Regions from separate parts of the Homo sapiens genome. Here all the other regions are linked to region 1. The links are chromatin contacts, found by Hi-C or POLR2A ChIA-PET in ENCODE. All regions are on one chromosome and are shown on one strand. Each heading gives the region's core, a stretch centred on a gene start or an enhancer-like site at or near the end of the contact. The rest is flanking DNA. Distances are from core to core; before and after follow the strand shown. Region 1 overlaps LOC105376208 (a long non-coding RNA gene). Region 2 has its middle 380 kb from the start of ACTL7B. Region 3 overlaps LOC105376214 (a long non-coding RNA gene).

Region 1 (4,185 bases), core at 484-2,983:
CTGTTTTATAAACTCAGGACATTGGGGAGATAATGGAGTAAGGGTGCCTCACTGTGCTACCTCCAGCAGACGCACATCATGCCTGCCTGCCAAGCAGAGCTCTGCAGACCAACTGCAACCCAGCTTCTGCAAGGGACCACAGATGCTGGTTCTCATTGGCAGTGCAAGTCAAAGGAAGTATGATGGTACTCTCTGGGTATAAGCTGTGGCACTTCAGGATTTGTTGAAGGGCAGGAGCTGGCTCTGGGTGGCTGAGGCAGGCCTTTTGACCTGCTCTTCCCTCATCACTAGGACTGGAGCAGAAGAGAAGCATCCTTGAGTCTCAGCAGAGCTCGTGGGTAGTCAGTAGGGTGGCTGTGAATTTGTAGTGGGAGGCTGACCTGCAGAGATGGATATCAGCTCTCTGCTTTCTTTCAGCCAGGACCAGGCACCCCACTCTGCTCACTCCATATTTTTATGCCAAGAGGAGAGAGATTGAGATGGACTATGGTCAAGTGCCTTCAATGAGCCTAGCTTCATGACAATGGCACGTGAGTGTAACCAGAACCCAGAATATTCTCATAGAAAGTGGTGGTGGCCTGGCTGACATGGTGGTGCGTGGCTGTAATCCCAGCACTTTGAGGGGCTGAGGCAGGAGGATCCCTTGAGCTCAGAAGTTTGAGAGCAGCCTGGGCAACATAGCAAAACCCCATTTCTACAAAAATTAAAAAATAACTGAGAATGGTGGTGCATGGCTGCAGTCCTAGCTACTCAGGAGGCTGAGGTGGGAGGATTGCTTGGGCCCAGGAGGTTGAGGCTATAGTGATCTGAGATCATGCCACTGTACTCCAGCCTGGGCAACAGAGCAAGACTCTGCCAAAAAAAAAAAAAAAAGAAAAGAAAAGAAAAGAAAGAAAAGGAAGAAAGGAAGGAAGGAAGGAAAAGAGAGAAGAATGTGGTGGCCCATGTCACCTGCTTCAGAATGTAGAACAAAATAGGATCAGAGTTTCTGACTGCTGCAAAGCTCCTCTGCAATTTGTTCTAGCAGATGCGCCCAGGACAGTCATACATGTTAGTGGACCAGGGAAAACCAAGCTGGGTGGACAGGAAAGCCCTGGAGCGAAAAAACCTGAATGTCTTTTTCTGTCTCCAGTGGCGGTTGGCTTGCTCTGGTCGCCCACTCAGCTTTTCCCCTGGACTCCAGAGGCCTGGTACATGCATATCTCCAAGAGAGTATAAACCAAGTAAAACTGATGTCTGTGTAAACTACTGAGGAATCATGGAGAGGGAGAGATGAATTCTACCCGGGGTGGGGCAAGGATTGGCAAAGAAAGGGACATTTATATTGGGTTACGGAAGAGGAATAGGAGTTTTATGGGCAGAAAATAGGGAAAAGCATTCACTGCAAAGACAAAAACCTGTGAAAAATCGTATTTAAAAGCTAGTAAAGGGGCTCACCCTAAGGGAAGAGTGGGGAAGATGAAGCTAGAAGGAGCCCCGCAGGGTGAAGGGCCAGAAGTTATGGGGGCTGAGAAGACTGGGCACTCTCCTTATCATGCCAAGAGGTGCTAGACTAGTGGGGTAAATTTTCCTGCAGCAGTTTCAAGTTGACTCGAACCCTGGCCTTTTCACCCTGGGCCCTATGCCCTTTTATTTTCTGTCTTCCTCCCGCCCTCAGAGTAATTTCAAATAGGTCTCATTTAAGTGAGTAAACATCTCCAATTCAGGCACCCTTCCAAGAAAACGAAAAACACAAAACAAAACAGAAACCTGGGGATTTTACTACTTGGAGCGTGGAGGGAAGAGGCATGCCCAGGCAGGAACCTAGCTCCAGACAGCTTGGGTGGGACAAGAGGGCTGATCAGAGATGCTGGGATTCCCACTTGGGAGACCAGCCCCAGGGATCTCCTTGCATTGCTTCTCTTTTTCAGGGGAAAAGAAATCTCAGAGCAAATATTTGTCATGAAAAGGAAATTTTGGCCGGCCTCAGAAATCACAGATAATTAAGAGATATGATTTATCATTCGTGATGTTTCCCCGTCATGGCCAGGGTATGAGTAAGTGTTTTTCAAGCTGCTTGGCCTTAAACTCAGCGGCGGCTGCTGGGGAAGGCTCTTCTCGCACGTCAGGGGCCTTGCTCTGTCGTCGTTGGGACACAGGCAGGGGCTGGGCAGAGGCTGGGCAGAGGCCTCTCAGTAACAGTTCCCTGGACCGTGAGCCCTGCCTGCCGAGGGAGGATGGCCTGGCAGAACGGAGGGAACGCTGGCTTTGAAGCAAGGCAGACCTAGGTGGGATTCCTTCCTCTGTCATGGCCTCCAGCAACTTCCTTAGCTTCTCTGAGCCTGTTTCCCCCTTTGTGGAGTTAACACAGAGGTTCTCAAATGAAGCAATTTTGCCTGCCACCCCAAGGGACACTTAGCAATGTCTGGAGACATTTTTGGTTGTCACACTAGGAGTAAGGGTACTGGTGGTATCTGGTGGGTTGGGGCCAGGGATGCTGCCACATGTCCTGCAATGCACAGCACAGCCCTCCACAATAGGGACCTGTCGGCTTCGATTGTCACTAGGGCTGAGGTTGAGAAAGCCTGAGTCAAAGCAATGACACAGACCTCAGAGTTGTTGAGAAGATCAAGTGAGATCATCTATCTGTACTGCCTGACACAGAGTGAGCCCCAGATAAATGGGATAAATGGAAGTTTAAAAAGTGGCTGCTAAAGTCATTTCTCCAAAAGGTTATAAGGCCACCAGTCTGGGGTAGTTCTGAAGGAGAGATGCCAGCCGGGAAGAGAAGAAGGCTAACCAGACCTACCCTCTCTAAAGATTCTCCCTCCCACCCTCCCTTTCTTCCTTCTTTTCCTTCCTCCTCCTTCAAATGTTTACTGAGCACCTATTAGCAGCTAGAAATGGGATATAGTAGGGAATAGAACAAAAAGATTGCTGTCCTCATAGAACTTTCATCCTAGTGAATTTCCCACAAATGAATAATATACATTATGATATGCCAAATGGCAAAACAAAATTTTTTTTAATCCTATAAAAAAATAAAGCATGATAAGGGGCATAAACAGGAGTGCTGGGGTGTATGTGTGTAATCGCAGTAGGTGGGAGCAGGCCTTTGAGCAGAGGACTGGAGGACATGCAGGCGGGAGTCCACCAGAGTCAGCGTCCTATTCAGATCCCGGAGCTCCGCTCCTTGTCCAGAGGGCAGCTCCCAGCCCTTCTCAGATGGCCGGGCTGCTCTTGGCCGGGGTTGAGCGGTCCTGCGCCAGCTCCTTCAGTGTGGAGGCTTTCAGGGAGCACGGGGGAGATCAGCTCTGCCTGTCGGCCCGCCCTGAGCTGACCACAAGGGTGTTTGCAAAGGAAGGGTGGGGGGTTTCGCCGATTAGGGTCCATGTGCTCAGGCCCTGGCTTGAAGGAAGCCTGGCTGGGTGCCCAGGGGGTGAGTTGCTGGCTCTTGGTCTGCCTGAAGGGGCCTGGGGCTATTTGTACTCCACCCCAGGTCCTGGCAGCTGACTCAGGGCTGCCTGCCATGGCAGAGGCAAGGCCAGCTTCCAACTTCAGGAGGAGTGTGTCTGCAAGTGGGACCTTTGCCATGGTGGGTGGGGGAGTGAGAACATTAAAAAAAAAAAAGAAAAGATGCCACCTGTAACTACCTTCTTCTCGGGTCCTCAGGGCTTTTCCCCACTGTGCCTCCTTGAATGCCTGGGAGAGATAGTAAGGAAGTAGGATCGACAGGACTGGGTGTCTGTAGGGTGAAGAGATGCAGGGTCTTGAAGCCAGAGAGATGGGGGAGGTCAAAAGTCTTTCCACTTTATCATCACTTGTTTCCATTTAGCAAAAGTCTTTGCTGAGCAGTCCCCGCATGGCCAGCACTGGACTAGACAATGGCATCTGTCTTGTTCCCAGCGGCACCCTACATGCCTAGCACAGAGCTCTACGGATAGTGGGGGTGCAATGAGTACTTGGGGAATAAATATTTGGGGCATGTGGATTATCTGGAAGAGAAAAGACAAATGGCAGGCCACCATCGTCTGGGTCACCTGGGTTGGGTAGCTAAAATTACACATAAGATGAGAGTTTGGAGAGGTGGCTCAGAGAGGAGAGGCAGGGCTGAGGCAGGTGGAGAGAGATCTGGAGGCAGGTCTAGGAAGCGGTGAGGGTGCCTTTCCCTGGAGCCATTGCAACTGATGGTTAGGCCAGGGATTT
Region 2 (4,185 bases), core at 1,195-3,694, 740 kb after region 1:
TAGAAAAGGATTTTCTCAGTAGAAAAAATGCTTTCAACAACCTTTGGAAAGATAAAATCATGGATAAATTACCATATATTTGTCACAGGAAGTAGACCAGGCATTTTAGCTTGGTGTAAATTTCTGAGCCATGAAATTATTGAATATTGCTATGAAAGTCTTTTAGAAACTACTTTATCAAACCCCTTCATATGGTATCTGGAAAAACCAGGATCCACAAGGAAGCCATTTGGGCTTGTGCAGTAGAGTAAAACTTAGTGTGTGTTAAATACAGGGTCTACTAATGAAAGACCAGTGTTTAGCATTCTTCTGTGCTCATCTGTCCAATGATAGGGACAAATACTCTTTTTCATACAGGGCCATATAGTACAGTGGAGGTCTGTGTTCAAATCCCAGATTCTCCACTTAATTCTTGGGTGAGCAAGTGACCAACTGTCTGTTTTTATTTCCTTTTCTCTAAAAAAACGTTGGCGGGGGAAAATGAGTACCTGTTTTATAGGGCTGTTGTGGGGATTAAGTGAACTAATTTATATAAAGTTCTTAGAACAATGACTAGCCCAGAGTAAGTGCTCCATCAGTGTTAGTCATTCTTATTTATAGAAAGAATATCAGAACCAGAGCTCTTCCAGAATAGAAGCAGTTGCTTCAACCAGCAGGAAATGTTCTGTTGATGGACAAGTCCAAGCCCCAAAGCCTCACCAGGATGGTGGCCTAGCATCACATGGTCTAGGTTAGGAGGTCTACCTGCCCTACACAATGTCTCGGTCTTTGAAATAAGAATAAAATGATGAGTGTTACAGTTTTATGGAACAAAGTAAGAATCCAATAACAATTCAGTGTTCCATTTAAACCATATCATGCAAAGTAAATCATTTATCTCATTTTATAGATAGGAATCTGAGATATGCACACATTGAGGGTCTTTTGACTACAACTCCAGGGTCTTTCTCCTGCTGAACCCTGTGTGGCCGTGGAACAATCATAAGTGAACATAATATACAAGATGTAGGACATGGGCCCGACAAGAGAATCAACACGTCTCTAAGTGCAGACAAAATCATAAGAATTACAGGGGCTCCTAGATTGGAGAGGCCTTAACCAGGGCTTTGGAATTATGGCAGCAAAAGAATCTCTTTGGTGAAACTGCATCTTAAAAACACTATGTAGAATCGAATCTGGATGCAATGCTAGCATTCAGAACAAAACCCAGTTATTGGATACTTAATATAAGTTAAATATTCAATTATGAAGTTTTATGCACACTAAGGAATTGCTTGCTATCTCTTTAGTAATTGATGTATTTCCATACCCGATCAGAAACTAAATCAGCTCTCCACTTTCCAGGACATAAAACTTTCCAATTTGTTTGCATTTCAAAAAATTGCTCACACACACACATTTGAATTATGACTCATGAAAAGAGAAATAACAATACAGTCAGTCACACGTTGCTTAACAGCAGGGATATGTTCTGAGAAATTGTCGTTAAGTGATTTCATGGTTGTGCAAACATCATAAAGTGCACTTAACACAAATCTAGATGGTATAAGCTACTACACACCTAGGCTATATGGCATAGCCTATTATTCCTGGGATACAAACCTGTACAGCACGTCGCTGCTTACCTCAGAAGCACCATAAACATGTGAGTAATTATGATGGCTATACTGTCACTCGATGACAGGAATTTTTCAGCTCCATCATAATCTTGTGAGACCACTGTCACATACGCAGTCTACAGTTGACCAAACATCATTATGTGGCACATGACTGTACTTTTTATTTGTACATTTCTTTCTAGTTTCTATTGTGCTGTACTATCCATCATAGCAACTGAACTTATAACAATGCTGTGTGGTAGGTATTGCTATCCTTGATTTTATGGTCAAGACGTCAAAACATTGACTGGTGCAGAGTCACCCAGATAATTAGGCCAAAGCCATAGAAACAAAATCTGATGACTCCATGTCTAATGCTTTTCGTGCCACGACAGAGCCATCATGAACAGTGAACATGAAGGATCTCCACCAAGCTTGATGTCTGGGAACTATTCAACCCTCGGTGGAAGTTTGTTGGGTTCCCATGTTTATCTGAGTTATTTTACCAGGTTCCTGTAGGACTCACTCATCTCACTGGACTCTGCTGCCCTAACCCAAGGGGACTAGGCAGGTTTTCCCAATGCCAGATGGTTGGGCTGGGAGAAGCATTATAAACGAAATGAGTGAGCCACTACATCCCAGGGGAAATGCCGCTTGGATCTTTGAGAAGAGGCCAAGGGGGTGCCTGACAAGACCCAAAGGGAACCGTTATTATGGGCAATTCACAGGGTCCATGTTCTGGCCCTTCCCCTCACAGGCTCATAAATTCCTCCTGTCAGAGCTACAGATTTGACTGGGCCCAGAGCACTGACTCACACTAGTAATGCGCACAGAGACATTCATCAAATTAGCTGCCAAATCTGCTCGTTCGCAATGAGGAAACTCATTGTCAAGGGGATGGGTGCTCGTGTCAGCCTGACCAGCTGTGGGCAGCCTACAGGGAGAGTCAAGTAACCAGAGGCTCTTTCGTGGGCCTCACCCTGATTAGTGGCAGAGAATTAACTGGATGATCAAAATGTTTAGTGGTCAGAGGCGGGATAACAGATGACACTTCTGTCTCATTGCAGGACAGACTTATCAGAGAGAGAGAGAAACTGAGGCCAGTCTGACCAGATGTGTCATCATAAGGCTGCTGAGATGACACTGGCACCCTCTGTGACCCTCCTTTAGCTGAGTTTGTTCCGTACCAACTCCGTTCTGACAGACACATTCTGAACTACATTTCTGAATGTCAAGTTTGGCTGTAGCCAGGACTAATTCTGGCCCGTGAGTCATTCTGATTCTTTAAAGAGATTTTGCCCCACTCAAAACTAATACTTTCTATGTTGATTTCTGAGCCTAATTCCCAGAGTGCAATCTGATGTCCCTTATTTTCAAGTTTGTGGTGAGACTACACTCATCACTGTCAGCCCTGTGTCAGAACAGTCTGACTCACCCATTTCACTTTTGCAAAGTAAAAAAAAACAAACTTTAAAAATTCTTATTACAAAACCAACATAAGCCCTGTATTTAAAAACTAGTAAACATATGTACACACATCCACACACAGATTTAATCTCCTTTAATCCCAATGACTCAGTACATTCTGTCAATTCTCTTTATGTACACATTTTAATAAAATAATAATATTTTGAAAATTGCTTTTTCACTTTACATATTATGAACATCTTTGTTAACAAATAGAATTCTAAAACATCATTTGGATGACTATCTGCTATTCCATTCTATGAATAAAATTAAAATTATTTAAGCAAGCGTCAGTGGTTGGATATTTAGGTTGTTTCCAACTTTTTGCTCTTACGGCACACTGCACTGCAGATCCTTATGGATGAATATTTTTAATAAACATTTTATTTTAGAAGTATTTTAGGTTTGCAGAAAAGTTGCAGCCAGTATAGAGTTCCCATAATATAGAGTTCCCCTAATGTTAACATCTTATATTACCATGGTACATTTGTCATAACTGAAAAACCAACATTGGTATGTTAACATTAACTATACTCCAGACTTTATTCAGATTTCATTAGCTTTTCTACCAATGTCCCTGTTCCGTTCCAGGATCCAAATAAACATATCACATTGCATTTAGTGTAGCTGAATTTTTACGCACACATATACAAGAATTCCGTGACTTAGGCAATGGGGTTATGTCCTCATAAACCCATCATAAGTTGAAAATATCCTAAGTTGATAATGCATTTAATCCAACTAACCTACTGAACATCATAACTTAGCCTGGCCTATTTTAAACATGCTCAGAACACTTACATTAGCCTACAGCTGGGCAAAATTATCTAACACAAAACTTATTTTATTAGAAAGTGTCGAATAGCTTATGTAACTTCTTGAATACTATACTGAAAGTGAAAAACAGAATGATGGTGTAGGTACTGAAAGTATGGTTACTACTATACCATGCATATTGCTTCTGCACCATAGTCAAGTCCAAGGCTCTTAAGCAGAACCATCATTAAGTTGGGGACCATCTGTATTACTTCCATTTATTCCTGGACATGAAAGAATAAACTCCTGGAAGTGCTGGACCAAAAGACACAGAAGTTTTGAAATTTTTTGATACACGTAACTG
Region 3 (4,185 bases), core at 1,047-3,546, 530 kb after region 1:
CTGGGTTTCTGTAGATTGTCTGAAGCCAGCTTCTCCCCTACCATCTGCCATGGCCTACCATCTCCTCCATTCTGGGTACCCAGAGAGTTGTGTCACATCCATTATCTCATTTAGTCTTCACAGTGATTCATTAACTTTCAGGGGGCACTTTTAAAGGTGTAGGCTTTTTGCAACCACCTGTCCAAAGGAAGTCACAAAGTCCTAGAGACGGCAGCCAATTGCAGTATTTTATTTTTCAGAGACAGACGCTAATTACTCTGTGAAATGACTGAATCAGCAAAGTACTATGATGTTGCATGACAACTGTGAAAGAAGCATATGATGTTGTGTAAATATTTCTTTCCTTCATCTAGGTCATTAGTTTTTAGTACCTCATCATTTTGCTGCCTTGCTTTCCACATTGATCCTGCCACTTCTGTGTCATGGGATTTAGAGGTTTCAAACCAAAATCACCCGAGCTGGCTCCAACACTCACCAGTTGGGTAATCTTGGACCCTGGCCTTCAAAATAGGAAAATTACCCACCAAGATGATTGTGAAAAACTAGGACAGTGAATGGCCCACTCAAAGAGATCAATAAATGTGGTGCTTTTCTCTTCTTCAAGGTTGTTGCCCAGATTACCTAAGATCATATACGTGAAAGGGACTTTGTGTCTTGTGAATGGCTTACACTGGTGTTGATTGTTATTATTCTTTTACTTTCCTTTCCTTCTAATTTTTACCTCCAAGCCTTTTTTTAAACCATAGTTTTGGTTTTTATAGGAATTATGCTTTAAAAAGACACCTACCAAGTATCACACACCCAGTGAGGTGTGCCCCATCCATTATCTCATTTAGTCTTCACAGTGATTCATTAATTCTCCCGTTTTTTACAGCGAAGCAAGTGCAACTCTTAAGAGTTGCCTGTGATTTGAAGACTTTGCTGTTAACTAGTGTCAGGACAAACTTTTGAGCCCAGCTTAGTCTGACACTCCACTTTGCCTACCTGGGAGAAGCCTCAGAGATCCCTGTAGCCCGCATATCCTGTCGTATCCACAAGGGACTTGTCCCAGGTCACAGAGAAAATCACAGGCAGCACTGGGGCTAGAACTCACATCTCCTGAAGCTCAAACCAGCACTTCAAGTTCTCTGCTGTTATGTGTTTCAGTCACTTTCCCGACCCAGGAGAGGCACGATCTAAATCATCCTTTCCCAAACCATCACCCAGAAATCTCTATTTGACAAACTTCCGAGACTGCTTTCTTTGTGATGCTTCTAATCCTCATGCGTGGTGAGGAAGATGGCAGGTAGGGGAAAAGCTTAGGAGCTTAGTTCCTGTTTATCCATGTGTCATTCTTTTAGTCCCTGAGGCTACAATATCCATTTAGAAAGATTAAATAAAATGGAGTTGGGGACAGAGAAAGGGGAGCTCAGGGGGAGGCCGAGCGAAAGAAGAAAGTGGAATTCTCTAAGCATTAGACTAAAGAGCCTAAGACATTACTCATTCTCAAATGGGTCTCACTTCTTAAAGACAAACTGGCTTCCTGGGAAATCGCAGGCAGGTGAAAGCAGCTTGGGTGATTCTTTTTTTGTCCGTGAACTTGGCTTTTCTTTTCAGCATTCTCAGGTGCACTCAGGGCCCTGGGAAGAGATTGGGCTTTTTCAAAAGACATTTCCACCTCCTAATCTCTGTGCCTACAAACCAAATATTGATCTATTTAGTAAACCAGCCCATGGGAGGAGAGATTATAAAGCCCTGTTTACTCAGCAGTTGGGCCCCCCTGACAGCTGTTCAATGAGGGATTATGATGTCACAGTGGTAATTACACTATAAACAGGGGATAGGAGGAGAATAAAGCATGAAAGGGAACGCTGGGCTTGTTACCAGGCAACACAAAATATGCAACCTGAAACCAGGCAAGCATGTAAATTTCCTTACAAGCCTCCCAGATGTCCTCACTTTATGGCCAATGCTCAGTTTCAGTTTCAATTTGTTTATTTGCCCTTCTTCAATCACAAATGTGGAGCTGAGAATGTTGGAAGAGAGAAGAGAAAGCAAGGAAAAATAAGACAAGGAGGGCCCCTGCTCTCTCCCCCGGGGGTGTAAGTGGGTCCTGAGAAAGAGAAGGGGCTGAGTCCGCTCTGTGCAGGAAGCTCTAGAGGTCAATGTCCCAGAAGGAAGATCAACCCAGTAAAGAGGCTAAAGGCAGCTAAGAAAAAGAGCCCAGGAAAGAGGAGAAAGAGAAAAGGGGAGTGGAAAGTGAGAAGATAAAACTGGCTACCTAGGAAAAGGAAGAAGAGTCCATTGCAGGATCAGACCCCAGGAACTAGAAGGGGCCCCTGGAGTCCCCACGGTCACAGCCCCACCTAGTGGGTGCCCTATGTTCTTTATGCTATTCTTTTAGTGATGGCATTCCTCATGGTGCCAGGCAGCTCTGCCTTTCTCTGGGTGGCTTTATCGGAAAAGTCCTAGGTTGAGCTGAAATCAGCATCCCGGTTCTAGACGCCTCCCCAACCCATTTGTTCAGATTCCACGCCTCAGGAAAAGTACCTTACAGCCCCACAGAGATTTGGAAACAATGGCCAGGATACCCTGTGTTTTTCTTCCCCTGGATTCTCATTCCAGCAATAGGTCTCCCGGTGGGCTTTTCAGACGAAATTGCTTCTTGCCCAAATCAAACAATTTTCAGTGTGCCTATGTTCCTCTTACAATGTAGGCTTTGAAACCAGACACACCCTCCCAGGTGTGGTTTGACCTCACAGAATTAAACAGAGCCAGCTACATCTCCCCTCTCTAGTCTCATCCATGAGGCCCTGCTGTTTAGAGAGCTACAGAGGTGGGCTGGAAATGGCTGCAGCAGGCGCATGAGAGTGGATTGTTAAATTTTCAGGAATTCTGTGAGCCGGTTGTGAATCCTTGGTAGCTTGAAAGCCACCATGGGGAAAGTATTTGCACCACAGATATCGGGCAAATGCAGGAAACCAAGGCTTTCCTTTACCATCCCCCAGAGAGCGGGTCTACCAGCACACCACTGTCCCCGACCAACCACTTTCCACTTCTTTTGGGATTCAGTGCCTCGCAGAAGATAGGCAGAAGCCTGAAGCCAGAGAGCCTCACAAATGACAGGCCTTCCTACAAAAAGCTTTGAAAGAGGGAACCAGTGCCTCTGTTAGATCTAAAGATCATGGGACAGGAGTTTAATTCCTTTTGACTCTTCCAACTAGCGTGACCACCTTTGCTGACTAAGAACCTTTCTCTTGGGAGTGGCTCACATTATGGCCACACAGTTTTCCACAGGGCCCTCCAAGAGGCAGATGTTGAATGGCCAGGTTGCCTAAATAAATAAATAAATAAAGTCACTAAACTGAATTGTAGAGGTGGCTGCAGTTGCTTGCATGGACACAAACACAGCAGCTCAATCAGTGGCTTTTCTGCAAACCTGGGAATTCTGTGAAATTTCTTCTTTTTTTTAACTCTAGGAATAACTGTCTAGAATGATGGTTTGGCCAGAGCTAAGTTTCCATCCTGGTTCAGCCCCTCCCTTGGTGTTTGATGGGATGTTCATTAGTTTCCCTTGCTGGGCCTCAGTTTCCATATCAGTCAGTGGTATGGGTTGAGTCTTAGGATGTCTAACTGCAGATGAGTTTTGCAACTGACTCCAACATGGGCTGTGGCATTCATATTCTGATGAGTGCAGTGAGCAGAGCTGAGTTGGTTGAGCAGTGTTTTTGTACAAGCTAATCTTACTGTGCAGACTTGCTCTCTGCCTTCACTCCTGTTGTCCTGGGTGATGGTTTGTTTGCTGTGACCAGCCTCTCCTCAGATGCACTGTCAATGCTGATGAAATTGTCCTCAGTATTGCAGCTCTGGGCCAGATTATCTCCCAGAGAGTCTCCTCCAATCCCAAGCTGATTTGAAGTCACTTCCCTAAAAGAGGCATCCTCAGGTGACCCACCCTGAAGCTTCAGATGAAGTAGAGGTCTGGGGGCCTTGGCGAAGCCTCCACCCCTTTGCGAAGATTCTTTCTTTGGATCTTACTGGAACCTTTCTCAAGAGCAAAAGCTCACAGTCTTTTTCGTTTGCCAACCTTATGACAACTTAGAATGCACCCCAGTGCTCATACTGCATCTTCATCCCATGTTCCTTTCAAGAGCCCAGGTTCTGAAGTCAGAGAATCCTACATCATTTGCCAACCCAGTCTTTATC

The links. Hi-C counts contacts between places; a loop is a spot of excess contacts on that map. ChIA-PET counts read pairs that join two places held with the same protein, here RNA polymerase II (POLR2A). Pooled maps may share reads with other maps.
Region 2: a map of MCF 10A shows a loop between it and region 1 (3-fold over the local background). The contact joins two enhancer-like sites. A Hi-C loop is called at or near these places in 2 of 168 maps with a recorded cell type or tissue (MCF 10A and aorta) and 3 of 50 pooled maps. POLR2A ChIA-PET finds 5 or more read pairs at or near these places in 3 of 52 experiments (H1, MCF 10A and WTC11).
Region 3: a map of mammary epithelial cell shows a loop between it and region 1 (4-fold over the local background). The contact joins two enhancer-like sites. A Hi-C loop is called at or near these places in 2 of 168 maps with a recorded cell type or tissue (MCF 10A and mammary epithelial cell) and 4 of 50 pooled maps. POLR2A ChIA-PET finds 5 or more read pairs at or near these places in 2 of 52 experiments (MCF 10A and PC-9).

The regions. Positions count from the first base shown.
Region 1 is chr9:107,736,463-107,740,647 of GRCh38, forward strand. The region is part of intron 1 of LOC105376208 (a long non-coding RNA gene); the gene reads left to right. Among named protein-coding and RNA genes, the nearest start is that of KLF4, 250 kb to the left of the region's middle. RefSeq lists enhancers at 1,732-2,233, 2,234-2,733, 2,863-3,363. Within about 2 kb of position 1,734, at least 24 of the 41 ENCODE cell types and tissues checked have a DNase peak (open chromatin) inside an H3K27ac peak, as active enhancers do; they include mammary epithelial cell, where a contact is called at or near this core.
Region 2 is chr9:108,476,192-108,480,376 of GRCh38, forward strand. No RefSeq gene overlaps it. Among named protein-coding and RNA genes, the nearest start is that of ACTL7B, 380 kb to the right of the region's middle. Within about 2 kb of position 2,445, at least 13 of the 41 ENCODE cell types and tissues checked have a DNase peak (open chromatin) inside an H3K27ac peak, as active enhancers do.
Region 3 is chr9:108,270,380-108,274,564 of GRCh38, forward strand. All of the region lies in intron 4 of LOC105376214 (a long non-coding RNA gene), which reads right to left. LOC105376212 (a long non-coding RNA gene) reads right to left here. Exons shown (of 3, transcript XR_930235.3): 1 at 985-4,185. Among named protein-coding and RNA genes, the nearest start is that of ACTL7B, 580 kb to the right of the region's middle. Within about 2 kb of position 2,297, at least 17 of the 41 ENCODE cell types and tissues checked have a DNase peak (open chromatin) inside an H3K27ac peak, as active enhancers do; they include mammary epithelial cell, where a contact is called at or near this core.